5 separate regions of the Homo sapiens genome follow, and regions 2, 3, 4 and 5 are each linked to region 1. Evidence: chromatin contacts called from ENCODE Hi-C or POLR2A ChIA-PET data. All regions are on one chromosome and are shown on one strand. Each heading gives the region's core, a stretch centred on a gene start or an enhancer-like site at or near the end of the contact. The rest is flanking DNA. Distances are from core to core; before and after follow the strand shown. Region 1 holds the start of POLRMT (RNA polymerase mitochondrial). Region 2 holds the start of C19orf25 (chromosome 19 open reading frame 25). Region 3 holds the start of NDUFS7 (NADH:ubiquinone oxidoreductase core subunit S7). Region 4 holds the start of ATP5F1D (ATP synthase F1 subunit delta). Region 5 holds the start of MBD3 (methyl-CpG binding domain protein 3).

Evidence for each region. Hi-C counts contacts between places; a loop is a spot of excess contacts on that map. ChIA-PET counts read pairs that join two places held with the same protein, here RNA polymerase II (POLR2A). Pooled maps may share reads with other maps.
Region 2: a pooled map shows a loop between it and region 1 (7-fold over the local background). The contact joins the promoter of C19orf25 here to the promoter of POLRMT in region 1. A Hi-C loop is called at or near these places in 2 of 50 pooled maps. POLR2A ChIA-PET finds 5 or more read pairs at or near these places in 2 of 52 experiments (T-cell and activated CD8-positive, alpha-beta memory T cell).
Region 3: a loop to region 1 is called in a pooled map, with 7 times the contacts of the local background. The contact joins the promoter of NDUFS7 here to the promoter of POLRMT in region 1. A Hi-C loop is called at or near these places in 4 of 50 pooled maps.
Region 4: a loop to region 1 is called in a pooled map, with 7 times the contacts of the local background. The contact joins the promoter of ATP5F1D here to the promoter of POLRMT in region 1. A Hi-C loop is called at or near these places in 2 of 37 single-sample maps with no recorded cell type and 6 of 50 pooled maps. POLR2A ChIA-PET finds 5 or more read pairs at or near these places in 1 of 52 experiments (activated B cell).
Region 5: a loop to region 1 is called in a pooled map, with 9 times the contacts of the local background. The contact joins the promoter of MBD3 here to the promoter of POLRMT in region 1. A Hi-C loop is called at or near these places in 5 of 50 pooled maps.

The regions. Positions count from the first base shown.
Region 1 is chr19:631,626-636,513 of GRCh38, forward strand. POLRMT (RNA polymerase mitochondrial) reads right to left here and starts at 1,912. Exons shown (of 21, transcript NM_005035.4): 1 at 1,800-1,912; 2 at 1,209-1,313. The coding sequence starts at 1,887. It overlaps LOC105372234 (a long non-coding RNA gene), which reads left to right and starts at 1,839. Exons shown (of 2, transcript XR_936226.2): 1 at 1,839-2,270; 2 at 2,359-4,888. RefSeq lists silencers at 1,696-1,855, 1,866-2,125.
Region 2 is chr19:1,476,861-1,482,082 of GRCh38, forward strand. C19orf25 (chromosome 19 open reading frame 25) reads right to left here and starts at 2,355. Exons shown (of 3, transcript NM_152482.3): 1 at 2,303-2,355; 2 at 1,914-2,045. The coding sequence starts at 2,043. PCSK4 (proprotein convertase subtilisin/kexin type 4) reads right to left here. Exons shown (of 15, transcript NM_017573.5): 15 at 4,568-5,222. The coding sequence ends at 4,899. RefSeq lists enhancers at 1,540-2,040, 2,402-2,521 and a silencer at 2,132-2,181.
Region 3 is chr19:1,380,609-1,385,711 of GRCh38, forward strand. NDUFS7 (NADH:ubiquinone oxidoreductase core subunit S7) reads left to right here and starts at 3,299. Exons shown (of 8, transcript NM_024407.5): 1 at 3,299-3,334. The coding sequence starts at 3,319. TRF-GAA1-6 (tRNA-Phe (anticodon GAA) 1-6) reads right to left here and starts at 2,826; the gene lies at 2,754-2,826. TRN-GTT2-6 (tRNA-Asn (anticodon GTT) 2-6) reads left to right here and starts at 2,955; the gene lies at 2,955-3,028. RefSeq lists an enhancer at 1-329 and silencers at 2,669-2,798, 2,979-3,118, 3,369-3,428.
Region 4 is chr19:1,238,985-1,244,122 of GRCh38, forward strand. ATP5F1D (ATP synthase F1 subunit delta) reads left to right here and starts at 2,767. Exons shown (of 4, transcript NM_001687.5): 1 at 2,767-3,007; 2 at 3,472-3,625; 3 at 5,113-5,138. The coding sequence starts at 2,867. It overlaps CBARP-DT (CBARP divergent transcript), which reads left to right. Exons shown (of 2, transcript NR_186324.1): 2 at 380-536. RefSeq lists enhancers at 972-1,530, 2,397-2,526, 2,567-2,636 and silencers at 1,238-1,597, 2,937-3,046.
Region 5 is chr19:1,590,521-1,595,837 of GRCh38, forward strand. It overlaps MBD3 (methyl-CpG binding domain protein 3), which reads right to left and starts at 2,345. Exons shown (of 7, transcript NM_001281453.2): 1 at 2,002-2,345. The coding sequence starts at 2,111. RefSeq lists enhancers at 369-1,358, 2,736-2,785 and silencers at 1,596-1,695, 1,836-2,135, 2,296-2,345, 2,416-2,485.

The DNA.
Region 1 (4,888 bases), core at 662-3,161:
AGAATCCGTCTCAAGAAAAAAAAAATTGCTGAAATAAAAAGACAAGCGTGATGTCCGCCTTCAGAGTGCTCCAAAACTCAGGAGATACTTTTAGGATTAACAGTTGAGAGCTTTGTTTTGTTTTGTTTTGTTTTTGAGATGGAATTTCCCTCGTTGCCCAGGCTAGAGTGCAATGGCATGATCTCGGCTCACCGCAACCTCCACCTTCCGGGTTCAAGCGATTCTCCTGTCTCAGTCTCCCCGGGTTCAAGCGATTTTCCTGCCTCAGCCTCCTGAGTAGCTGGCACTGCAGGCGTTCACCACCATGCCCAGCTAATTTTTGTATTTTTAGTAGAGACAGTGTTTCACCATGTTGGCCAGGCTGGTCTTGAACTCATGACCTCTTGATCCGCCCGCCTCGGCCTCCCAAAGTGCTGGGATTACAGGCGTGAGCCACCGCACCAGGCCTCGGACCCTTGACCTCTTGATCCGCCCACCTTGGCCACCCAAAAGTGCTGGGAGTACAGGCGTGAGCCACCGCACCAGGCCTCGAACCCCCGACCTCTTGATCCGCCCACCTCGGCCACCCAAAAGTGCTGGGATTACAGGCGTGAGCCACCGCACCTGGCCAGGTTTTTTCCCTTTATAAAGGTTCTCCCGCCTCTCCCTTCCCGGCTGCCTAATGGACGCAGACAGGATGTGGGACAGAAGCACCGGCGGGAAGCAAGCACAGGGAAGCTCCCACCTCCCTCCCACACCACCAGCCAGGCCAGGACGAGGGCCTGCCACCGCTGGAGCCTGGGCTGTCCCTCCCAAGTTTCGCAGTCATCCAGTCTCCATTAGGCGCCTACCCCCCAGAGCCAAGCCAGGACAGCTGAGTCAGTTCAGGGTTCACATCCTGGCTCTGCACATGTGGCCTTGGCGGCGGGGCCGGGGGGGGGGTCTCTCCAGACATAATCTTGGGCCTCACCTATGTCCCTGGAAAGTGGGAGCACCTGGTGGGGTTCTGGGGAGGGGGAATTACGAGAGCTCCAGGAAGGAGCCTGCTCAGCAAGGACAGGGCCCATGAGCGGTGCAAGAGATGTTTCAGCAACGCCGTCTGGGCGTGTCCTGGGACCCGAGAGGTGGAGACCGCCCTCAGCCTGTCTCAGAATCTGAGCCTTTGCCTTTTCTCCCGGCAGCAGGGAGCGGACTCTCCTCTCCCGGGCCGCCGTGGGGGTCGCGCTCACCCTCCAGCAGCTCCACGTGGCCCCAGTCCTTCCTGCGGTCTTGGTCTTGCTCCTGGGGGCTGGCGGACGAGCTCCTCCTGGGGCCGCAGACGCCACCGGCGGTCCCTGCGGGAAAGACGAGAGCGGCTGAGCGGGGCCGGGCGTGTGGGCGGGGGCCTCCATAAAGGCAGAAGCCGAAGGGTCGAAGGGCAAAGGAGCCCTAAACGCAGCGGAAACTCTCGGAGCACGGGCTTAAGTTGGAAAGAAACTAAGACAGCGAAGGTGGAAGGGCCCCGCCGCGGCGAACACGGGCGCGGAACCGCCGAGAGAGGGTTCCTCGCACTCGAGGTGCAGCAGGTCAAAGGTTAAGAGCCCTAAACACCACACCTGGGGTCAGGAGGCTGCATAAGAAACCACGAGTCAAAGGTCAGACTGCACGGAGGAGCCTCAGTCGAAAAGCGGGCAAGGGCGAGTGGAAAGCGGGGCCGGGTCGGTGGGCTGCGCACGCCCAGGTGCAAAGAGGCAAAGGTCAAAGCGCCAAAGGCCCCGGCCGCGCGGGGAGGAGCCCACGCCGTGGCCCCCGGGCTGCCTGGCCGTCTCCCTTTGTGTTACCTTCTTTGCCGGGGAGTCCCGGGCGGCCGCAAGGCCGTAGGGCTCGTTTGAGCCCCGCCGCTCCGCGGCCCCAGCAAAGTGCCGACATTACGCACGCCGCTCCAGGCCACCCCACCGGCCCGCGCCTGCGCATGCGCCCGCGCCGCCTGCCGGGAGTTGTGGTTTCATGGTCGACGGAGGCTGCGAAGGGAAACCCCAGCCGGAAGTAGACTCCCAGGATGCAGCGGAGGCGCGAAGGCATGCGCCGGTGGACGCTCTGATTGGTTCCTCCTGCTGTTTTTAAAGGGAGGGGGCGGGACAGAGCTGTTGCCGTGGCAACTGGGAGGCACTCTCAGGCTGTTTTCCCGAGGACCTCAAATCCGGACTTTTTTTCTGTTTTTCTTTCTTTTTTGGTTTTGTTTTGGACGCGTTGTGGCCCAGGCTGGAGTGCAGTGGCGTGATCATAGCTCAGTGCAGCTTCGAACTGCTGGGGTAAAGAGATCCTCGCCCCTCGGCTTCCCAAAGCGCTGGGATTGCAGACGCCGCCACCGTGCCCGGCTTTTTTTTTTTTTTTTTCAAGGCATACTCATCTAATAACGAGGACAGCATCTGCAATTTAGAGATTCCTGTCCGCAACCTTCATTGCTCCAACGACAACTTTTGGGTAAGAGTCATTAGGATGCCGTCTATCATGGAGGAAGCTGAGGCTCAGAGAGGGCCACCAAGTTGCTGGAAGACACAGCACGTGCGACCTCAGGGAGGCTGCAAGGAGAGAAAGCCCCAGTCCGCGAGACTCCCAGCCTCCAGCTTCAGTTTACCCTCCAATCCCCAAGCCCTCAGGGGCAGGAGCCGAATGGAGCGGCAGGCTTGGATTCACCTGCTAAGTGGGGTGAGGTCAAGGGAATGAAATAAACCTCGGAGCCTAGAGCCTGCCCTGGTCTCCGCGTGATCCTGCCTAGGAGGAGCAGGGCGGGAGCTTTAGAATGGAACCTGGAAGGTGTGCCCACCTGTGTCGTTCAGCCGGGGCAGCAGGCCAGAGGCGGGAGCGCCTGCTGTGGGGCAGTAGGCTTGGGAAGGGTGAGAATAGGAATATCTGGGGGTAACTGTGTTCCAGGCTAATATCCCAGTTGCAAAGGGGAGCTGGTTTGGTGGCTCAGGCCTGTCATCCCAGCACTTTGGGAGGCTGAGGCGGGCGGATCACCTAAGGTCAGAGTTCGAGACCAGCTTGGCAAATACGCAAGCATGCCTGGCAACATGGCAAAACCCCGTCTCTAGTAAAAATACAAAAATTATCCGGGGGTGGTGGCGGGCACCTGTAATCCCAGCTACTCGGGAGGCTGAGGCAGGAGAATCGCTTGAACCCGGGAGGCGGAGGTTGCAGTGAGCCAAGATCTCGCCACTGCACTCCAGCCTGGGTGACAGAGCGAGAACCTGTCTCAAAAAAAAAAAAGTGCAAAGGGAGGTCAGTTCAGTGCCTCAGGCCTGTAATCCCAGCACTTTGGGAGGCTGCGGCGGGAGGATCGCTTGAGCCCAGGAGTTCCAGACAAGCCTTGGGCAACCGAGATACTGAGACCCAGTCTCCACCAAAGGAAAAAAAGAAATTAGCCAGGCATGGTGGTGCACACCTGTGGTCCCAGATACTCGGGAGGCTGAGGCAGGAGGACTGCTTGAGCCCAGGAGGTTTAGACTGCAGTGAGCTGAGATGGCGCCACTGTACTCCAGCCTGGGTTGACAGAACAGGACCCTGTCTCAAAACAAAACAAGTGCAAAGGCCCTGAGGCAGGAACAAGCGTGGACAGAGGAGCAATTTGAGCAGAGTGGGGCTGGGGAGAGGGAGCAAAGATGTAGCTGGGGCTCAGTTAGGGGGCCTGACCACACGGGGGCTCGGGGGCCTCAGCTCAAGCTATCCTCCATCCCCAAACCCTGGCACTTCAGTTTCCCCATCAGCCCAGAACGAGGACTCGACCTCACTCTGGAAGGGCCTGGCAGCCTCCTTACAGCACATTCCAGACGCTGCTGCCGACGCCTGCGTGAGCGCACTGATGCCACCGGCTGGGAATGTTTTCGACAGACGGCAGCACCCTCCCTCACCTGCCTCAGTCCACCTCAGGGTGCCCCAGCGGGCTGTGACCTCAGACCTCACCCACTACTGGGGTCACCTGCCTGGCCCTGAATCAGCCAGGCCTGGTGTGCCAAGACCTACAGACACCCCCTGCACCCCTGCAGGCTGGCAGAGCCAGAAACTTGGGTGGAAACCGACTTCTGAACTATTTCACCATTCCTTATGCGTTAGTCTTTTCTTTTATTTGATGAGATCCCAGCACTTTGGGAGGCCGAGGCGGGCGGATCACGTGAGGTCAGGAGTTTGAGACCAGCCTGGCCAACATGGTGAAACCCCGTCTCTACTAAAAATACGAAAATTAGCCGGGCATGGTGGCCTGTGCCTGTAATCCCAGCTACTCAGGAGGCCAAGGGAGGAAAATCACTTGAACCTGAGAGGTGGAGGTTACAGTGAGCCAAGATCGCACCACTGCACTCCAGCCTTGGGCAATGTAGCCAAACCCCATCACTACAAATAATACAAAAAAATTTTGTTGGCTGTGATGGTGCCTGCCTGTGGCCCCATCTACTTGGGAGGCTGAGGTGGGAAGATGTAGAATTGCTTGAGCCAGGAGGCAGAGGCTGCAGTGAGCTGTGATTGAGCCACTGCACTCCAGCCTGGGCGACAGAGCGAGACCCTGTCTCAAAAAAAAAAGAACATAATCTGGGTTTTGGAATAAGACAGCAGTTTCTGAAACAGCTCATTGCCCAAATTCCAGCCTCGCAACTCTGTAGCCGCCACCACCCCCCAGCCCCACCATTTATTTTAACTACATCTGTCTCCACCACTCCTGTATTAAGTAAATGCAATATTGGCTGGTCATGGTGGCTCATGCCTGTAATTCCAGCACTTTGGGAGGCTGAGGCAGGCAGATCCCCTGAGGTCAGGAGTTCGAGACTGGCCTGGCCAACGTGGTGAAACCCTGTCTCCACTAAAAATTCAAAAATTAGCCGGACGTGGTAGTGGGTGGTGCCTGTAATCCCAGCTACTTGGGAGGCTGAGGTAAGAG
Region 2 (5,222 bases), core at 1,105-3,604, 850 kb after region 1:
CTGCCTCAGCCTCCCAAAGTCCTGGGATTACAGGCATGAGCCACTGCACCTGGCCCCAGAATTTTCTAATATTACTTTTTAAAAATGTTCCCTTAGAAATTCACAGTTTCTATCATTCCACATGGCTCATTTTCTTTTTTCTTTTTTTTTTTTGTTTGAGATAGAGTCTTGCTCTGTCACCCAGGCTGGAGTACAGTGGCACGATCTCAGCTCACTGCAACCTCCGCCTCCTGGGTTCAAGCAATTCTCCTGCCTCAGCCTCCCAAGTAGCAGGGATTACAGGCATGCGCCACCATGCCCAGCTAATGTTTTTGTATTCTCAGTAGAGACGGGGTTTCACCATGTTGGCCAGGGTGGCCTTGAACTCCTGACCTCAAATGATCCGCCCACCTCAGCCACCCAAAGTGCTGGGATTACAGGTGTGAGCCACCGCACCTGGCCGATTCATCTTCATTTGTTTCCCGCCAGCCCCAGAACAGCCTGGGGCAGACATTCTTGTTTCTTTTGTTCACTTGTCCATTAGCAGTGCTCTAAGCGCAGAGCCCAGCACACAGGAAGTGCTCAAGAAAAGGATTGTTGAATGAATGAATGAGCCTCATCCAGAACACAAAATTCACCCAACTGCACTGCTGAATCCTTTGGTCTCTGACTAGCTTCCACCTCGTAAATCAGGAGTGGACAAGCTTTCCTGCCAAAGGCTGGAGTCTCTGCTCCCACTACTCAACTCTGCCCTTCTGGTGTGAGAGCAGCCACTAACCGTATGTGAATCATTTGGCTGTGTGCCGTAAACCTTTACTTACCAACACTGAAATCTGAATTTCATACCTCTTTCAGGTGTCAGAAATGTTCTTTTTCACCCACCCCCATTTAAAAATGTGAAGTCCATTCATAGCTCCCAGACCTTAAAAAAACAGCCAGGGGCAGGGTTTGGGGGGCCCTAGCTTACCACCTCTGTTTTACTTTATTTATTTCTATTTATTAATTATTATTATAATTATTGAAACAGAGTCTCACTGTGGTCCAGGCTGGAGTGCAGTTGCGTGATCTCAGCTCACTGCAACCTCCGACTCCCAGGTTCAAGTGATTCTCCTGCCTCAGTCTCCTGAGTGGCTGGGATTACAGGCCCATGCCACCACACCCGGCTAATTTTTGTATTTTTAGTAGAGACAAGGTTCCACCATGTTGGCCAGGCTGGTGTCCAACCTCTGACCTCAAGTGATCCACCCACCTCGGCCTCCCAAAGTGCTGGGATTATAGGCGTGAGCCACCGCACCGGCCACTTATTTATTTTTGAGACACAGTCTGGCTGTGTTGCCTAGGCTGTATCCTCCCACTTTAGCCTCCAAGAAGCTGGGGCTACAAGTGTCCACCACCACACCCAGTAATTTTTTTTTTTTTTTGAGACAGTCTCGCACTGTCACCTGGGCTGGAGTGCAGTGGTGCGATCTCGGCTCACTGCAAACTCTGCATCCCGGGTTCAAGCGATTCTCCTGCCTCAGCCTCCCGAGTAGCTGAGATTACAGGCGCCTGCCACTATGCCCAGCTAACTCTGTTTTGTTTTTGTTTTTGTTTTTGTTTTGTTTTTTCATTTTTAGCAGAGACGGGGTTTCACCATGTTGGCCAGGCTGGTCTCGAACTCCTGGGCTCAAGCGATCCTCCCGCCTCATCCTCCGAAAGTGCTGGGCTTACAGGCCTGAACCACAGCGCCCGGCCTCCACCCCTGTCAGAAGAACCCTCTGAAAATCGGTCCCACTCTACGGAGGAGTAGAGGGAGACTCGGAGAGGATACGGACCGTGCCCATGTTGCGGGGGTTCCCAGGGCGTGGGGTCAGGAGTTAGGGGTGTGCTTCTCTCCCGTCCCCTTGCTGCCGGGGTCTCAGGTCCGCTTTTCCCCGGGACCGGGCTCCCCCTACCTTCCGGGGCCAGGATGGTGAACACTGGATCCTCTGCCGGCGCACCCCGCACATCCTCCAGGATCTGCTCCACCGTGGGGGGCGCTGGGCGGGTGGGCAGCAGCACGCGCTTCTTTGCCTTGGAGCCCATCTCTGAAGGCGGGGAAGGGGGCGCTGACCGGGGCGTCCACCTCTCCGCCCTTGCCCGGGCTGCTCCTCCCGCCCAGCGAACTCGTACGCACCCGTCGCGGTCCCGCTCCCGGGGAAGCCCGCCCTGTCCCGCCCCTCTGAGCTCGCCCCAGGCCCTGACCCTCCCTCCGCCCAAAAACACGGTGGCCAAGGCTTCAGGGTCTGGCTCAACCTCTGCCTCAGTTTCCCCGCGGTCACCCCAGTCGCCGGCCTCTTCCCACCTGGGCGCGGGACCCGAAAGCCCAGCGTCGACGACGCAGCCACTTCCGATTCCGGTCGGAGCACCGCCCCGTCCCCGAACACGTGACACACACTTCCGGCCTCCTCTCCCGCCGGCCCGCCGCTCATCGCGGGGCTCCGCCCCGTCTTAAAGGGATAGTGCCCTTGAGACTCGGATCTCAGCCTCTCAGGCGAACCCGAACCTGGACGCGCTACGATGAGAGCGAGTTCGAGTCCAGGCTCCACTGGCTGGGTAGAAAAGCATCCGAGGCTCGTCTTTCTGAAAAGGGGAACACGGCACTAGGGGACACGCCACCCATGTGGCTGACGGGAGCACAAAATTGCTGTCCACCTAAGGGAGCCTGGTGGTGCATGAGCACTCGGCGGCCGGAACACAGCGGGGGCGGGGCGGTCGCGGCGCCTCCACTTCCGGCCAAGGCGGGTCCTCCCACCTCGGGGACGGTGCTGGAGGTCACCTTTTCCTCTCCGCTGATGCCTGGGAAGGCAGAAAGAGCAGAGGGCCCTTTTCCTCTCTCAGGGGCTTTATTGAGATGCAGTTTACATACCATAAAGTTCTCCTGTTTATTTCGTTTTGTTTTGTTTTTTTAGAGACAGAGTCTCACTGTGTCGCCCAGGCCGGAGTGCAGTGGCGTGATCTCAGCTCACTGCAACCTCCGCCTCCCGAGTTCAAGCAATTCTCCTGCCTCAGCCTCCCGAGTAGCTGGGACTACAGGCGCCCGCCACCACGTCCGTCAAAATTTTTTTTTGTATTTTAGTAGAGATGGGGCTTCACTGTGTTGCCCAGGCTGGTGTCAAACTCCTGAGCTCAGGCAATCCGCCCGCCTCAGCCTCCCAAAGTGCTGGGATTACGGGCGTGAGCCACCGCGCCCGGCCAAATTCGCCTGTTTAAACTGTAAATTCAGCCTGGGCGCGGTGGCTCATGCCTGTAATCCCAGCACTTTGGGAGGCCGAGGCGGGCAGATCACTTGAGGCCAGTTTGAGACCAGCCTGGCCAACATGGTGAGACCCCGTCTCTACTAAAAATACAAAAATTAGGCTGGGTGTGTTGGCTCACGCCTGTAATCCCAGCGCTTTGGGAGGCCGAGGTGGGTGGATCACGAGGTCAGGAGATCAAGACCATCCTGGCTAACATGGTGAAACCCTGTCTCTACTAAAAATACAAAAAGAAAAACAAAATTAACCAGGCATGGTGGCGGTTGCCTGTAGTCCCAGCTACTCAGGAGGCTGGGGCAGGAGAATGGCATGAACCCGAGAGGCAGAGCTTGCAGTGAGCCGAGATCGTGCCACTGCACTCCAGCCTGGGCGACAGAGCAAGACTCTGTCTCAAAAAAAAAAATATTGTTGAGAGAGAAGGAAGGAAGGAAGGGACAGAGAGAGGGAAAAGGAAAGAAAGAGAAAGAAAGGAAAGAAGGAAGGAGAAGAAAAAGGAAGGAAGGAGAGAGAGAAAGAAAAAAAAGAAAAAGGAAATAAAGAGAAGAAAGTAAAGAAGAAAAGGGAGAAAAGAAAGGAAAGGAAGGAAAGAGAAGGAAGAACGGAAGAAAGGAAGGCGAGAGAGAAAGAAAAAGAAAAGAAAGAGGAAGAAAGAAAAAGGAAAGAGAAAGAAGGAAAGAAAGAAAGAAAAGGAAAGGAAGGAAGGGGCCAGGTGCGGTGGCTCAAGCCTGTAATCCCAGCACTTTGGGAGGCCGAGGTGGGCGAATCACGAGGTCAGGAGATCGAGACCATCCTGGCCAACATGGTGAAACCCATCTCTACTAAAAAAGGAAGGAAAGAGAAGGAAGAAAGGAAGGAAAGAAGGAAGGAAGTAAAGAAAAGGAAGGAAGGGAGGGAGGGAGGAAAGGGCCAGGCACAGTGGCTCACGCCTGTAATCCCAGCACTTTGGGAGGCCAAGGAGGGAAGATTGCTTGAGGCCAGGGTTCAAGGCTGCAGTGAGCTACAATCGCACCACTGTACTCTAGCCTAGTCAACGTAGGGAGACCCTGTCTCAAAACAAACAAGAAAAAAAACAAAGGAATCACCGCAGGAGAGGATTCTGGGCCATGGTGAGCCATGTTCTGGGGCTGGACATTACTGCTGACCCCCGGCCATTCCCTGCTGTTCCCACTGCCTGGGGTCCCTGGGCCTGGGCGGACTCTTTCTCCGTGGCCGGCTGCATTCTCCATGGACTGATGTCCGGGGACCCCAAGCAGAAACCACCTGAGCCCTGGGGCCTCGGGCCCACCCTGCTCCAGAGGAGGCCACAGACTGAGCACCTTCTAAGCAACCTTTATTTGCAAACTCTGAGGTTGGACGCGGTGCCCGAGGCGGACAGTGTCACGTTTCTCTCCCTCCACTTTCCCCTGGCTTTTGGGGTGCTCCAGCCTCTCCCCCCAGCCCACTCCCGCCCAAACCCAAAATGCAGAGGAGACTTCTCTCTCTCTCTCTCCCGCCAGGCTTCGGGGTTCCACGGGGCCCATCCCTGGCAGGCCAGGCGTCGGGTGCTGGTGCTCGCTCCTCTGGGGCCAGCCTGGGGAGGCAGCATGGCAGCAGTGCCTGTCAGGGACCCAGGCGGGGGCAAGGTCGCTTTCTGAGCTGACAACTTCAGGTTCCAGCTGGCAGCCAGACCTGGGGTTTGGTGGGGGTGGCCCTGGCACGGGAGAGCCAGGCGTATAGTGGGAGGTCCATGGACATGCCGCAGAGGACGGGGCCTCCGAGGGTCACGGCCAGGAGGCTCAGCACCATGGCCGAGGCTGGGCAGCGGTGGTGGGGACAGGCGGCAGCTCTAAGCCGGGGGCGGCTGTCGGGGGTGGTGGGTCCCATGCAGGAGCCCTGCTGCTGGTCCAGCGTGGAGGATGGGGGACAGGAGGTGCAGTCCCTCGGGGAGCCGCCGCGGCAGGTGTAGCAGGAGGCATGGCAGCTGGAGCA
Region 3 (5,103 bases), core at 2,049-4,548, 750 kb after region 1:
GAACTGCTGCCTGCCCTCTGCTCATGTCCTGCCTCTGCCCCGTGAAACCAGCTCCTCCATGTTCCCTGTCTCAGGGGTGTCCTCCAGGGCCCGGAGTTCCTGAACCAGATTCTTCTCCCCACCTACCTCACCTTTCTGTCCAGTCCGCCTATCAGTCAGCCCCCTTTGCAGCAGAATGCCACCCCAAAACCCAGCGCCTGGAACATTCTCCACACAGTTTCTGTGGGGCCGGGATCTAAGGGCAGCCCGGCCAGGGGCTTCTAGGGTGGCTCGTGGGGCTGCAGTCCACATGCTGGTTGGGGCCACATCATCAGAAGGCTCCAACGGGGCTGGGGGTCTGAGGAGCCTCGCTGGGGGCAGCAGCCCAGGAGCCACAGCAGCCGCCCATGAATATCACCGCCATTCTGTTGGTCACACAGAGCAGCCCCGGTTGAACGTGAAGACCCTATAGGGGCTGGGCTTGGTGGCTCACACCTGTAATCCCAGAACTCTGGGAGGCCAAGGTGGGCAGATCACCTGAGGTCAGAAGTTTGAGCCCAGCCTGGCCAACATGGTGAAACCCCATCTCTACTAAAAATACAAAAATTAGCCGGGTGTGGTGGTGGATGCGTGTAATCTCAGCTACTCAGGAGGCTGAAGCAGGACAATTGCTTAAACCCAGGAGGCAGAGGTTGCAGTGAGCTGAGATTGTGCCATTGCACTCCAGCCTGGGGGACAGAGCGAGACTCCGTCTCAAAAAAAGAAAAAAGACCCCATAGGAAGGCAAGAGCCTGAACAGCAAACGCAAGCCCAGGAGCCCTGTCATCCCAGCGGCCAGAGGACCATCCCCCTTGGCTCCCACTGAACTCAGCTGCAGTCCCCACCCCATCCCCCACCACCACTAGGGCTAAGAGCCAGCAGAAATCCTTGGGCTGGCTTCATTGTTCCTCCCGGGAAGAGTCCAGGGCAGCTGACACATGATCCCAGCATGGCACGCCGGGGACAGGGGAGGCACTCTGCTGTCCCTGACTGTATTTAAAAAAAAAAAATCCACAAGCAAAATCCCTAATGAGCAATGTTCCACAGTAAGTCCTGCCTCAGAACTGTGCAGGCATCAGAAACAGGAATGCCTGAGAAACGGCCACGGTCCCAGGAGCTGAGGAAACACCACGCCTGATGCCACGTAGGGTCCTGGATGGAGCCCTAGGCCAGGAAAGGGCATTAGAGGAAACCCAGGAAACTTGGATAGAGTGTAGATTTTGGTCAGTAATAATGTATCATGTGACAAATGTATCACACTCATGAACTGGGCATGGGGTACTCACAACTCTAAATTATTCTAAAAATATTGATATAAATTTAAGACCAAAACCATGGCCAGGCGTGGTGCCTCACTCCTGAATCCCAGCACTCTGGGAGGCCGAGGTGGGCAGATCACCTGAGGTCAGGAGTTCGAGACCAGCCTGGCCAACAAACCCTGTCTCTATTCAAAATACAAAAACTAGCCGGGCATCGTAGTGTGTGCATGTAATCCCAGCTACTCAGGAGGCTGAGGCAGGAGAATCACTTGATCCAGGGAGGTGGAGGCTGCAGTGAGCTGAGATCTTGCCACTGTACTCCAGCCTGGGTGACAGAGCAAGACTCCATCTCAAAAAATAAATAAATAAAAATAAAACCAAAACCCTACAGCACGGGCAGCTATGAGAACTAGAGAAGGAAGAGGGTTTTGTGCACCTGCCAGCCTCTTAGGTTCTTGTCAGCTTTTCCCCCAAGTCTTTATTATTATTATGTATTGTAGAGATGGGGTCTTGCTATGTTGCCCAGACTGGTCTCAAGCTCCTGGCTTCAAGTGATCCTCCTGCCTCGGCTTCCTAAAGTGCTGGGATTGCAGGTGTGAGCCACCATGCTGGGCCCCTCCAATCCTTTTGAGCTGCCCAAGAACAGAGACCAGGCCTGGCTTTGCTCAGCAGTGGGTCCCCAGCCCATGGCACGAATTCAGTAAACACTTGTTGTGGTCCTCAAGGGGCCCCCAGTCTTGCTAGTCACCTGTGTTCACCTAATTTGAGCCTCTGTTTTCTTTACTTTTTCTTTTTCTTTTTTCTTTTTTTTTTTTTTTTGAGATGGAGTCTCACTCTGTCGCCCAGGCTGGAGTGCGGTGGCACGATCTCAGCTCATTGCAACCTCCGCTTCCCGGATTCAAGTGATTCTCTTGCCTCAGCCTCCCGAGTAGCTGGGATTTAGATACAGGGTTTCACCATATTGGCCAGGTTGGTTTTGAACTCCTGACCTCAGGTGATTTGCCTGCCTCAGCCTCCCAAAGTGCTGGGATTACAGGCGTGAACCACCGCACCGGCCTTTGCCTCTGTTTTTGTAATCATAAAACAGGCAGACAAAACCTCCAGTGGAATTGTGAAAATTAAATGATATGCATGCAGAAAGCGTTCTGCAAACTCTGTTTTGCTAGTTTGGGTGTTTAGTGTTAGTTTTTATATCATTAGTACTGGTTGTAAACTTATCAATTTAAGCAAGATGGAAAATCGAGGGTGTGTCAGGGAAGGGGGAAGTTTGAGCTGAAATTATGACCTCTTAGGGGTGGGAAGAGGAGGCTTTGGGGTTGTGAGGTCTGAGCCCCCTTACTTTGGGATGAGTCCACATCGCGGCGACTCCTCTGCAGAATGCGGTGATGTTGCGGTAAGGGGTCCGGGATAGCTGCGAGGCAGCTGGACCAATCCTGAACGAAAGACATCAGTGATCGCAAGAGGCGCTAAAACTTCTGCCGAAACCCGGGATCGAACCAGGGACCTTTAGATCTTCAGTCTAACGCTCTCCCAACTGAGCTATTTCGGCTGGGCGGCAGAGTCGCTCTCGCCGGGACTCCGTCCCGCGCTGCGCCTTCCCTGCGCAGGCGCAGTCGTTTCGCGTCAGCAGGCCCCACATCCTTTGTAAGGTCTCCCAGGGCGCCGGAGCGCAGTGTCGTCTCTGTGGCGCAATCGGTTAGCGCGTTCGGCTGTTAACCGAAAGGTTGGTGGTTCGAGCCCACCCAGGGACGCGTGGTGACTTTTGCCCTCCTGGAATAACAAGAAAATGAGTGTCGCCTCTGTTTTTGTCGGTCCGCCGCAGACCCGCGGCCCCCACGTGCGCACTCCGATGACCTTTCCGCCTCGGGTGATCTGGGGGTGCACGGCGCAACACGACCACGGAGGCCGAAAGCGCAGCGGAACCTCCCGGCTCCAGGTTCCGGTTTCCGCATGCGCTCCGAGCCGCTTTGGGCGGCGGCCCCGGGAACCCGGAGCGCTAAGGAGAACGGACCTCAGAGGTTGTCTGAAGGCCGAGGCCAAGATGGCGGTGCTGTCAGGTGAGCGCGGCACCGGCGGCGGGTGTGGGGCCGCGCGGGTCTGGGGCCGTGGGAGCCTCGGGTGTCGTGGTGGCGTCGGGGGTCGGTGCCGGCGTCGTGGCCGCGGTCCTCTCCGGGCTTCTCCGAGCCGGCCGCTCCTCGGGCTCCCCGCCCGGCTTGCGATGAACGGTCGCCGTTATTGCGTCCAGAGTACAGTCGGGGAAACCGAGGCCCGGTAGGTCATGACGCAAGCCTCCAGCCTCAGGAAGGCGCTCGGGGTGGAGGCTGGAGGGGCCCCATTCACGTCCCCGAGACCAGGGCACGGCCCGCGAGGCTGCTCTTGAGATGCCCTGGAGAGAGCGGGGCCTGCCTGACAGGCTGGGAAACTGAGGCCCATTGAGGGTCTTCGAGGTCACAGGGCCGGGCCTGGGAAGGAACAGGACCCAGGACATCCACGCCACCCTGCTGGACCCTCCACCTCCCTCCCCACCCCTGGGAGGTAAGGGCCTCTCGCAGAGCCTGTCCTGCTCCAGGGACTTTTTTGGGATCAGCTGAAGCCTGCGGACCTCTGCTCAGATAAAGTTATTAAATGCATGGAATAAAATCCATAGAATTGCAAGGAAATCAGTTACACGGAGAGGCAGTTATTAAAAGATTGTCTTGAAACCTGATTGGCGACTTAGTAATCTAAGTGCTTCCCTTATGAACGCGATCTAGCGGCAGGTCTAATTGCGACTGTGATTTGGAAGGAGTGAGGAGTGGAAATGAGGCTTTGATGATACGGAAACGTCTGCAGCCCCTGCACCATAGCTAGGAAACATCTGTGATTCCGCTTGGTGAAAAGTTACAGGTCCTGCTAATACTGCCGTATTTTGTTGTCTATGCTAAGAATTTTTTATTTATTTATTAAGACAGGGTCTGCCTCTGTCGCTCAGACTGGAGTGCAGTGGTGCCATCTTGGCTCATCACTGCAACCTGTGCCTCCCAGGCTCAAGCGATTCTGGCACTTCAGTGTCCTGTGTAGCTGGGACCACAGGTGTGCGCCACCATGCCTGGCTAGTTTTTGTATTTTTAGTAGAGATGGGGGTCTTGCCCTGTTGCCCAGGCTGGTCTCGAACTTCTGAGTTCAAGCAATCCTCCCACCTGAGCCTCCCAAAGTGCTGGGAGCCACGGCACCCAGCCTACGCTAAGAATTGAATGAAGGGCTAATTTTCCATAAGATGCTGGTGACAACAAAGACATATATATTTTTTTATTCCAAGCAAATTCACAGTTCTGAATCCTCACCAGGCCCCTTGTTAAGAATGCCTGGCCCACGCGCGGTGGCTCACGCCTGTAATCCCAGCACTTTGGAAGGCCAAGGTGGGCGGATCACCTGAGGTCCGGAGTTCGAGACCAGCCTGGCCAACATGGAGAAACCCCGTCTCTACTAAAAATACAAAATCAGCTGGGTGTGGTGGCGCATGCCTGTAATCGCAGCTACTGGGGGGCTGGGGCAAGAGAATCGCTTGAACCCGGGAGGCGGAGGTTGCAGTGAGCTAAGATTGCACCATTGCACTCCATCCTGGGCAACAAGAGTGAAACTCCGTCTCAAAAACAAAAACAAAAACAAACCAGCTGGGCGTGGTGGCTCAGGCCTGTAATCCCAGCACTTTGGGAGGCCGAGGTGGGCGGATCCCCTGAGTTCGGGAGTTCAAGACCAGCCTGATCAACATGGAGAAACCCTGTCTCTACTAAAAAATGCAAAATTAGCTGAGCGTGGTAGCAGGCGCCTGTAATCCCAGCTACTC
Region 4 (5,138 bases), core at 1,517-4,016, 610 kb after region 1:
GCCACCACTCCGATAGCTGTGAACTCCAAGGGCAGCCCCAGGGAACCTGGTGCCAGGCAAATGGGAATTGCATGGGCAAAGGTTTTGAGGCAAAAAAGTTTGCAAGTCAATGCCTGTGAAGGAAGCAGAGAAATCGTCTTGTTCCCAGCAGGACCATGACATGGGCAGGCTTCAGGGTTTTTTGTATTTCGGTTTTGCTTTTTGGAGAGACAGAGTCTCGCACTGTCGCCCAGGCTGGAGTGCAGTGGTGTGATCACGGCTCACTGCAACCTCCACCTCCCGGATTCAAGCAATTTTCCAGCCTCAGCCCGGAAGGTAGTTGGGACTACAGGTGCGCGCCATCATGCCCAGCTAATTTTTGTTTTGTTTTTTTTTGTAGAGATGGAATCTTGCTATGTTGTCCGGGCTGGTCTCGAACTTCTGGGCTCAAGAGATCCTTCTGTCTCAGTCTCCTAAATTGTTGGGACTACAGGTGTGAGCCCCCACACCCCGCCAGGTTTCTGATTTTTAATAAAGACTCCCTCTGGCTGTGTGAAGAAAAGGTACCTGTACTAAACGGGGGGAGGCTGGGGCCTCCTAGGCAAGAGATGGTAGCCGCGGTGGCCATGCTGGGTGCACAGGCCGGGACAGGGCGGAATTCCAGAGGAACCCCAGGTTTGGGGCTGGAGTAATGGCGCCCTCACCCGTGGGCGACCCTGGAGTGGGGACTGGAGGGAAGTGGTTCCACGAGTGAGACTGAGTCTATTAGGCCTCCCAGTTTCCTGGAGTGGCAGCTGGATATGCGGTCCTGAGAGCCAGGAGGTGCACAGGTCACGACTCGAAAAGTGAACAGGCCTCCTCCTCTGCACCCCCCGAGCCAGGGCCAGGATGACCAGGCTCCAAGTGACCGTCACAGCGCTGGCCCGGTGGGAGGAGCCAGGCCCACGCCTTCATCCTGAGTCGGACCAGCAGGGCCTTCTTCAGGTGCTTGGGTTCCAGGGGACAGTGGCGCCCGCCATTGCACTGGCCTGAACACGGGCAGGGGGCGAGGGTGCAGCCTCCGGATGTAGGGAGCCACGGATCGTGTCGGATTCGCCCACAGCAGGAGGCATTGGATCTCCCTGGCTGCACCCTTGTAAAGCCACAGCCCCAGGGCCTCCCCTGCTCCCTGCACCCCTGGGGTCCAGCCCACCGCGCCAGGCTCAAGGCCCTTTCCAGGGAGCCCGAGCCCCAACCCCCGCCATCCCCGATTCCGCATTTTCCCGGAGCCTAAGGAGCGGGGCTGGGGGCCCGGCCGGGTGCCGCAGACCTGCGTGAGCGCGGGGGCGGGGCGGTGACGTCATAGCCGCGAGCGAGGCTGCGCGGGCCGCTGGCTGACGGCAGCGGAGCCCCGAGCCGCCCGCGCACGCGCTCCTGCGTCAGAGGCGCACGGGGGCGACGGCCAGGCAGGAGGTGGGGGGTCGGCGAGCGCATCTCCGGGCGCGGAGCGCCCTCTGCCGGCGTCGAGGAGCAGCGCGCCGGGGTCCGGGATCCCCAGCGAGCCCTCCCGCGTCGCCCGCGCTGTGCCCCTCGCCGCGGTCGCCGTTTCCTAGAACAGCTGCACCTGCAGCCTTCCACCCTGTCCCGTCCTGCACACTTTCTCGGCTTTTACTGTGATTTATTTTTGGCTTTTGCCACCACCTACCACTACGACCTGTTTGTTTTTAAATTTTATTTATTTTTTTGTTTGAGACAGAGTCTTGCTCAGTCGCCCAGGCTGGAGTGCAGTGGCGCGATCTCGGCTCACTGCAACCTCCCCCCCCCCCCCCCGCCCGGGTTCGAGCTATTCTCCTGCCTCAGCCTCCCGAGTAGCTGGGATTACAGGCGCCCACCACCATGCTCGGCTAATTTTTGTATATTTAGTAGAGACGAGGTTTCGCCATGTTGACCAGGCTGGTTTCAAACTCCTGACCTCAGGTGATCCGCCTGCCTCGCCCTCCAGATCGGATAAAGTGCTGGAATTACAGGCGTGAGCCACCGCGCCCGGCCTGACCTGCTTATTAATGATCTCAAATGTCTGCTAAATAACCCCCGGCCCCAGAGTGGGATTCTCACTCTGTTGCCCAGGCTAGGCAGTGGCGCAATGATAGCTCACTGCAGCCTCAATCTCCTTAGGCCCAAGCGATGCTCCCGCCTCAGCCTCCCCAGTAGCTGGGACCACAGGCGTGCATCACCACGCCCGGCTAATTTTGATTATTTGTAGAGACGGGGTCTCCCTCTGTTGCCCAGACTGGTCTCCATCTCCTGGGGTCAAGTGATTCTCCTGCCTTGGCCTCTCAAGGTGCTGGGATTACAGGTTGGAGCCACCACACCTGGCCCAGAGCCGGAAACTTGATGTTTTCTTGATGTCTATCCAGGGCCCTGCATCCAATGAGCGCCCCAAAAATCTTTTTTTTTTTTTTTGTACAGACGGGTCGGGGGTGGGGGCGATCTACACTATTGCCCAGGCTGGTTTCCAGCTCCTGGCCTCAAGTGATCCTCTGGCCTCAGCCTCCTAAAGCGCTGGTATTACAGTCGTGAGCCACCACGCAGCCGAATCTTGAATTTCACTGAAGTTCGTTTTACTCCACCTCCCAGGACGGTTTCACCGCCCTTATCTGACCACCCCCTGGTTCTGCCGCAGCCCGGGCCGGAACAAAACTGCAACCCCCAGAATACCTCACGACGGGGCACTGCGTCGTCAACGTCGCGTGCGCCCTGCCGGGAGTCGTAGTTCGCGCTTGCGCTCTCGCCGGGACTCCTCCTCCCAGACGTCCCTGCGCGTCGTCCTCCTCGCCCTCCAGGCCGCCCGCGCCGCGCCGGAGTCCGCTGTCCGCCAGCTACCCGCTTCCTGCCGCCCGCCGCTGCCATGCTGCCCGCCGCGCTGCTCCGCCGCCCGGGACTTGGCCGCCTCGTCCGCCACGCCCGTGCCTATGCCGAGGCCGCCGCCGCCCCGGCTGCCGCCTCTGGCCCCAACCAGATGTCCTTCACCTTCGCCTCTCCCACGCAGGTTCGGGCGCTGCGGGTCGGGACCCTCCGTGGCCGCCGCCCCCGGAGTCCAGGGTCCCCACCCCCAGGGCGCGACCCCCGCTTCCGGGCCCCCGGACCCGCGCGCCCCGGAAGCCGAGGCTACTCAGCCCTGGACCCTCGGCCCTGCCTCTGCTGCCCGAGCCCTGCGCTGCCCTCGTCCCGGGCACCTCCCCGAGATAAGCGTCTCCTGGGTGCCCTCCCCGATCTCCCTGGCCAAAGCCTGGGTGTCGCCGGATCGTTGCATTCCCATTTCGCGGATCAGTAGAATGAGGCGCAACTGTTGAGGACCAAAGCTGCAACTTCGGATCCCTGCGCTGGGTTGTCTCAGTGCCTCACATCAGCGCCAGGTCCTGCCCTGACCCATTACTTAGCAGGACAGGCCGAGTGCCCGGTGGGCGCGGGGCCGGCCTGCCCCGCCATCATTCCCCACGCTGTTGTCTGCAGGTGTTCTTCAACGGTGCCAACGTCCGGCAGGTGGACGTGCCCACGCTGACCGGAGCCTTCGGCATCCTGGCGGCCCACGTGCCCACGCTGCAGGTCCTGCGGCCGGGGCTGGTCGTGGTGCATGCAGAGGACGGCACCACCTCCAAATACTTTGGTGAGTCCGGTGGAGGGCTGCAGGGCCAGGCCAGGCTGGGGCTCCACATCCCAGGTCAGTCTCCGTCTCAGTTGAGGCTGCGAGAAAAAATAGTTTTAGGCCGGGCACGGTGGCTCAAGCCTGTAATCCCAGCACTTTGGGAGGCCGAGGCAGGTGGATCACCTGAGGTCAGAAGTTCGGAGACCAGCCTGGCCAACATGATGTAACCCCGTCTCTTCTAAAAATACAGAAAACTGGCCGGGTGCGGTGGCTCCCGCCTGTAATCCCAGCACTTTGGGAGGCCGAGGCGGGGGGATCACGAGGTCAGGAGATCGAGACCATCCTGGCTAACACGGTGAAACCCCGTCTCTACTAAAAATACAAAAAATTAGCCAGGCGTGGTGGCGGGTGCCTGTAGTCCCAGCTAGTCAGGAGGCTGAGGAGATTGTGCCACTGCACTCCAGCCTGGGCAACAAGAGTGAAACTCCATCTCAAATAAGAAAAATACAGTTTTAGCAGGTTTGTCCACTGAGGAGCCTGGGCTGGCCGGTGATGAAAGCGAACCAGAGGGGACCCTGCTCTCAGCCGGTTTATGACTGGCTCTGGACCAACCAATGTAGGATGGTCGAAGCAAGAGATGTAAAACCACCCAGGCCCAGTGGTTCATGCCTGTAATCTCAGCACTTTGGGAGACTGAAGTGGGAGAATCGCTTAAGCCCAGGAGTTTGAGACTAGCCTTGGCAACATAGTGAGACCCTGTCTCTACAAAAAATAAAAAGAAACTGACCAGGCGAGGCTGGGTGCGGTGGCTCACACCTGTAATCCTAGCACTTTGGAAGGCCGGGGTGGGAGGGTCTCTTGAGCCCAGGAGTTTGAGACCAGCCTGGGCAACATAGTGAAATCCCATACTACAAAAAATTAGCTGGTTGTAGTGGTGCACACCTGTAGTCCCAGCTACTCGGGAGGCTGAAGCAAGAGGACCGCTTCAGCCGGGGAAGTCAAGGCTGCAGTGAGCCAAGATCATGCCACTGCACTTCAGCCTGAGCAACAAGAGTGAGACCCTGTGCCAAAAAAACCCCTCAAAAAACCATGTTGGGAGGGCTGATCAGATTAGGGGAGGAAGGTCATTTGTGCAGGAAAAAAAGCAGTTCTAAGCCTCACTGGTTTCCAGTGGTGGCCAGATTTGAACTCAGCTTGCCTTTGGCCCTGACCCCAGCTCAACCCATGGGTGGTGGGTCAGAGGGAGGGCCTCTGTCCCCAGGCAGTGCTTTTGGGGGTTCCTCCAGCTTCTAGTCCTTTCTTGCGGCCCCTGTTTTGTTCTTCTCTAGCAGTTGCCCGCCATGTTGGGCCCAGGGCCAGTCCTGTGGGTCTGTTTGCACACTCAGGACACAGACTTGGATGTTTGTGGAGCTCCTGGTTCACAGGGGGCTCTGGACTTGACCAGGGGAGTCCCTGAGGCTGTGCAGCCCTTTGGGGTCTCACGCCTTCCCCCCGCCCCATTCCCCCAGTGAGCAGCGGTTCCATCGCAGTGAAC
Region 5 (5,317 bases), core at 1,095-3,594, 960 kb after region 1:
GCTGAGAGGGTCGCCTGAGCCTGGGAGGTCAAGAATGCGTAAGCCGTGATTGTACCACTGCACTCCAGCCTGGGTGAGACCCTGTCTCAAAGAAAAAAAACAAAAAAGGTAGCTTTTGTGGAATGTGAATTATATCTCAATTTTAAATAAAGGTTATGCCCATCTATTGACACAAAATGATGTCCCTGAGATTTTATTCAATGAAAAAAGAACAGCCTTGATAAAACCACACGTATAGAAAAAAGTGGGCAACATGGCCTGAACTCTCCCCAGGCACCCCCAACAGAAAACGCAGTCTGGGAGCCTGCAGCCTCAGATGAAGGGCTGGGTTGAGGCCCCAGACCTGCAGAGGGCGGCTCTGGGCTGCCTGGCTTCACCCTCTGCAGAGAAACCTGAAATCTCTAGCCTGTAGAGGAGCTTCTCCCTGCTTTTCTCCACTGCTAGACCCTCATGCTCAGGGCCAGGGCCCAGAGTGGGAATGAGAGAGGTGGGGTGATGACAGCCTCAGGATACTCCGCTCAAGCTGGCCTTGGTTCTAGCTCCCAAGCTGCAGCCACCTCTTAGGGGGTTCCTGCTGCCTGGACGCCTCTCCCTGTCACTCAATGTCACGTCCTCAGAGAAGCCCTCCCTGACCCCAGTCTCATTCAGGCCCCGTCATCTGCCCTCCCAGATTTCAGCATGTGTCACTGCAGATCTCAGGACGTGTACAGGGTTCCAGCTCATAAGGGTACACATTTGGGGACCAAGTTTCCCCTCTCTTGCTGTCCTCCAACTTTCCAGGAACCAGTCCCTGAGCTCCTCCTGCAGGACGAGGCCCCACACATTGCTTCTGATCACAGCCATCCTTTCCCCGCTCACTTTTCTCACTTTATCTCCCCAAACCGGGACAGTCAAGAACCACAGAGGACCGAAGTGCACAGTGGACGGAGCGGTCGTTCTGCCCCTCCTTGGCTCGTGGAAACCACCCGCCCTCACCTGGGCGGTCTCCTGCCCACGACCCCGAGCTGTGGGAAAAAGGGGGACCAGCCGCACACCCCCCTTTACCCAGGTGCTCGGCACATGGCAGGCGTCCTCCGCTTTCCCCTCCTGGGGGACCTGAAGGCGCCACGGGACACTGAACCAAGGGGAGGGCGCAATCAAAGCTGGCCCAGAATCAAAAGCATCTTTCCCGAGCCAGGAAAAAAAAAAAAAAGAGGACAAACAGCAGGTGGCCGACTGTCTGGGACTTGGCTGCAGCAGGCGACTAAGTCTTTGTTCCACGGAGGGGGTTCCCTGCGACCTTTCAGAGCAGCGCCTTGTTCCAATTTGGGGACGGGGGGGTCTCTGAAAGCCTTCCACCACCAGTAACATCCACGCAAAGACTACCGTTAGGTGGGCTCGGAAAGTCGAAAGCCTCAGGTCTCCACCCTGAGGGGGCCACGACCCAAGAGGACCAGAGGCCTCGGAAGGAGTCAAGGGGAATACCTTTAAAAAAAGCAACGCTGCGTGGGAGACCAGTCACCCTGAGGCGCTTATTCCCAGGACTGGGGCGAGCCCAAGAACCCGTATTTTCACGCACGCCCTCCCCGATCCGCCCATGAGCCCTGCTCCCCGAAATCCCGGCTGGCCACCCCCTCGGGCTCCGCGCCACCCCAGGAGCGCCCCAAGAAGGCACCCCCTGCGTCTCACGGGAACCAAAGGGACAGCCCACCCTCCACCCCTGCCCCCCGGTAGCATCTGGCCGCCGCCAGGCGCCCCTGGCCCAGCGCGCACGAACAAAGGCCGCAGTCGCCGTCCGGCAGCCAGTCCCTGAACGGCCGGCCGAAAGCCATGCGGCCCAACAAGCGGCGCACGCGCACTGGGCCTCCGCGCGCCGGGCGCACACGCACGCAAGACGCACGCACGCACGCACGACGCACGCGCGGGGCCCAGGCCGCGGCCCGGGGCAGGGGCGCCGAGGCCGCCGCAGAGGCCGCTGGGAGGAGCCCGTTGAGGCCCTGCGCGGCCGGCGCGCTCATTCACCTATAGTAAAAGACATCCCTGTGGCCGGCCGACAGCCCCGACCTTCTGGGCACTTCTTCCCTCTCCCAGCCCTGCGGGAGCGCCGGGCACTCCCACCTCTTCCGCTCCATTGCGCCCGGCTCCTCGGCCCGCCGCCGGGCCCGCCGCCGCCGCCCGGACCCCCACTCGCCGCCGCCGCCTCAGCTGCCTCCGCTGCCGCTGCCGCCGCCGCCACTTGCCGCGGCTGTTCCGGCCCGCGGGCCCCCGCCCTCCGCCCCCAGCCGGGCGCGCGCCGGCTTTGCCGCCCTTTCGGCCCCCTCCCCGCGCTCGCCAGCCCCCGCTCGGGGGGCCCGCTCCGCCCACCCGCCCGCGCGGGGCCCCGCGCTGCGCAGCCGCGGCGCCATGCCCCCGCCCCTCTACGGCCCCGCCAATCAGCGCGCTGGGAGGGGGCGGGGCCTTAAGTGGCGTGCGCGCCTGCGCGCTGTGCCTTGCGAGCTGCCAGTGCCCAGCAGCTGTGCCCGGAGTCCGCGCGGCTCCTTTTACTGTGCCCTGTCTCTGCCGGCCGCCTGGTGCGCGTGCGCGGGGACATGCTTTCGGACTAGTGGGGTCCTTTCCTCCGACCTTTCTCCAGCCCAAGTCTTGGGGACTCTGGCCCAGTGACTGGACCTCGACTTCCCCGCCCTCCTGGTCTCCCAGCTTCCGAGCTTTTTACGAGCGTCCAAATCTGGGGGACTTCCCCCGTGACCACCCCTTCCACGCCCCCAAGTTCCCTCCAGTAGCTTTTTTTTTTTTGAGACGGGGTCTCTGTCACCCAGGCTGGAGTGCAGAGGCGCGATCTTGGCTCACTGTAGCCTCCGCCTCCCGGGTTCAAGTTGTTATGCCTCAGCCTCCCAAGTAGCTGGTTCCACGGACGGCTAATTTTTGTAGTTTTAGTAGAGACGGGATTTCACCATGTTGGCCAGGCTGGACTCGAACTCCTTACTTCAGGTGATCAGCCCACTTCGGCCTCCCAAAGCGCTGGGATTACAGGCGTGAGCCACTGCGCCCCGTCCAGCTGCTTTTTGAACCCTCAAAATCCAGGAATCTGAGCACCCCCCCCCAGCTCCCCGACCACCCCCTGCACCTTAGTCCAGCCACCATCTCTGGCCGGGAGAGTTCCAGGACCTTCCTGCGGAATCGCCCACCCCCTGTTGTCTCCCCTTAACCCCTTCCCCAGCCAGCCAGAGGGATCCTGAAATGGAAACGGGTGGGCTGCCCCCCATCAGTTCCCCCTGACAGCGTCGCTCCCAAGGCTAGGGCTGGGCGGGCCTGCACAGGTGTTCAAGGACTGAGTCTAGCTGCTGTGCTCCCCTGCCTCCAGCTGGAGAAACTGTCCTGGTTCTAAGGACTCTTTTGTTGACATTGGGTCCACCCGATCTGGGATGCTTTCCCATCTGAAGATCTCGTCCCATTTTCAAAGTCCCTTTAGCTGCAGGTTCCAGGGAGTAGGACAGGCACATTCATTTATTGATTGATTGACTGACTGATGGAGACAGAGTCTTGCTCTGTTGCCCAGGCTCGAGTGCAATGGCGTGATCTCGGCTCACTGCAACCTCCACCTCCCGGGTTCAAGTAATTCTCCTGCCTCAGCCTCCCAAGTAGCTGGGACTACAGGCGCCCACCACCATGCCCGGCTAATTTTTTTGAATTTTTAGAAGAGATGGGATTTGACCTTGTTGGCCAGCTGGTTTCGAACTCCTGACCTCAAGTGATCCGCCCACCTCGGCCTCCCTAAGTGCTGGGGTTCCAGGTGTGAGCCACAGCGGCCGACGGAACGGGCACATTTTCGGGATGTTGTGCTGACCACAGAAGCACTGAATAAATCAGGATGGATGGGTGGATGATGGTCGGATGCCCCGCTCACCCCACCTCGTCGTGAGGTGAGGTGAGGTGTGAGACAGCCAGCTCTGTCTCCCGAGAAGCTCAGGAGCTGGTTACTGGCCTGAGACCGAGGCCCCATGGCATTGGGCTGCCATGGAAGAATCAGTGCTCCCAAGGAGACAGGAAAGTCTATGCTGTGGACTCAAAGCCAGGCAGTTACACCCCAGAACCAGCCGTGGTACCTGACTAGGGCAGCCAGAGCAAGGCCTGCCCCCATGCAAGGGAGATGATAATTATGTTTTGAGACAGGGTTTCACTTTGTTGCCTAGGCTGGAGTGCAGTGGCGTGATCTTGGCTCACTGTAACCTCCTGAGCTCAAGCAATGTGCCTGCCTCAGCCTCCCAAAGTGCTGGGATCACAGGCGCCAGCCACCACGCCCGGCTGGGAGATTATTATTATTTTTTTAATTTAATTATTTGTGTTTTTTTTGAGACGGAGTTTCGCTCTTGTTGCTCAGGCTGGAGTGCAGCGGCGCGATCTCGGCTCACTGCAGCCTCCGCCTCCCGAGTTCAAGCGATTCTCCTGCCTCAGCCTTCCAAGTAGCTGGGATTACTTGACTAGGGCAGCCAGTGCAAGGCCTGCCCCCATGCAAGGGAGATGATTATTATGGTGGCACCCGCCACCATGCCCGGCTAATTTTGTATTTTTAGTGGAGACGGGGTTTCTCCATGTTGGTCAGGCTGGTCTCAAACTCCCGACCTCAGGTGATCCGCCTGCCTTGGCCTCCCAGAGTCCTGGGATTATAGGCGTGAGCCACCGCGCCCGGCCAAGATTATTTTTAAAATTGGGCTATGATTGTGACAATGCACTCCAGCCTGGGTGGTAGAGCGAGACCTTGTCTAAAATAAGTAAGTCAATAAAATAGTCTTTAAAATGGCCAATTCCAGGCTGGGCGCAGTGGCTGCATACCAGTGTGAATGTATTAAAGCACTGCATTGCACACCTGAAAATGGTTAATTTTATGTTATGTGAATTTCACCTCAATAACAAAAAAAGTGACCCGGGACATATCATGTGCACACAGGAGCCCATTTGGAAGGGGTCACGATGGCCAAACAGAGAGGACAACTTGAGCAACAAAATTAAAGTTTATAAAGGATTTATAGTCTGTAGAAAAAATGTCATCAAGGCCGGGTGTGGTGGCTCATGCCTGTAATCCCAGCACTTTGGGAGGCCAAGGCGGGTGGATCATGAGGTCAGGAGATAGAGACCATCCTGGCTAACACGGTGAAACCCCGTGTCTACTAAAAAATACAAAAAATTAGCTGGGCTTGGTGGCGGGCGCCTGTAGTCCCAGCTACTCGGGAGGCTGAGGCAGGAGAATCGCTTGAACCTGGGAGGCAGAGGTTGCAGTGAGCTGAGATCGCGCCACTGCACTCCAGCCTGGGCGACAGATCGAGACTCTGTCTCAAAAAAA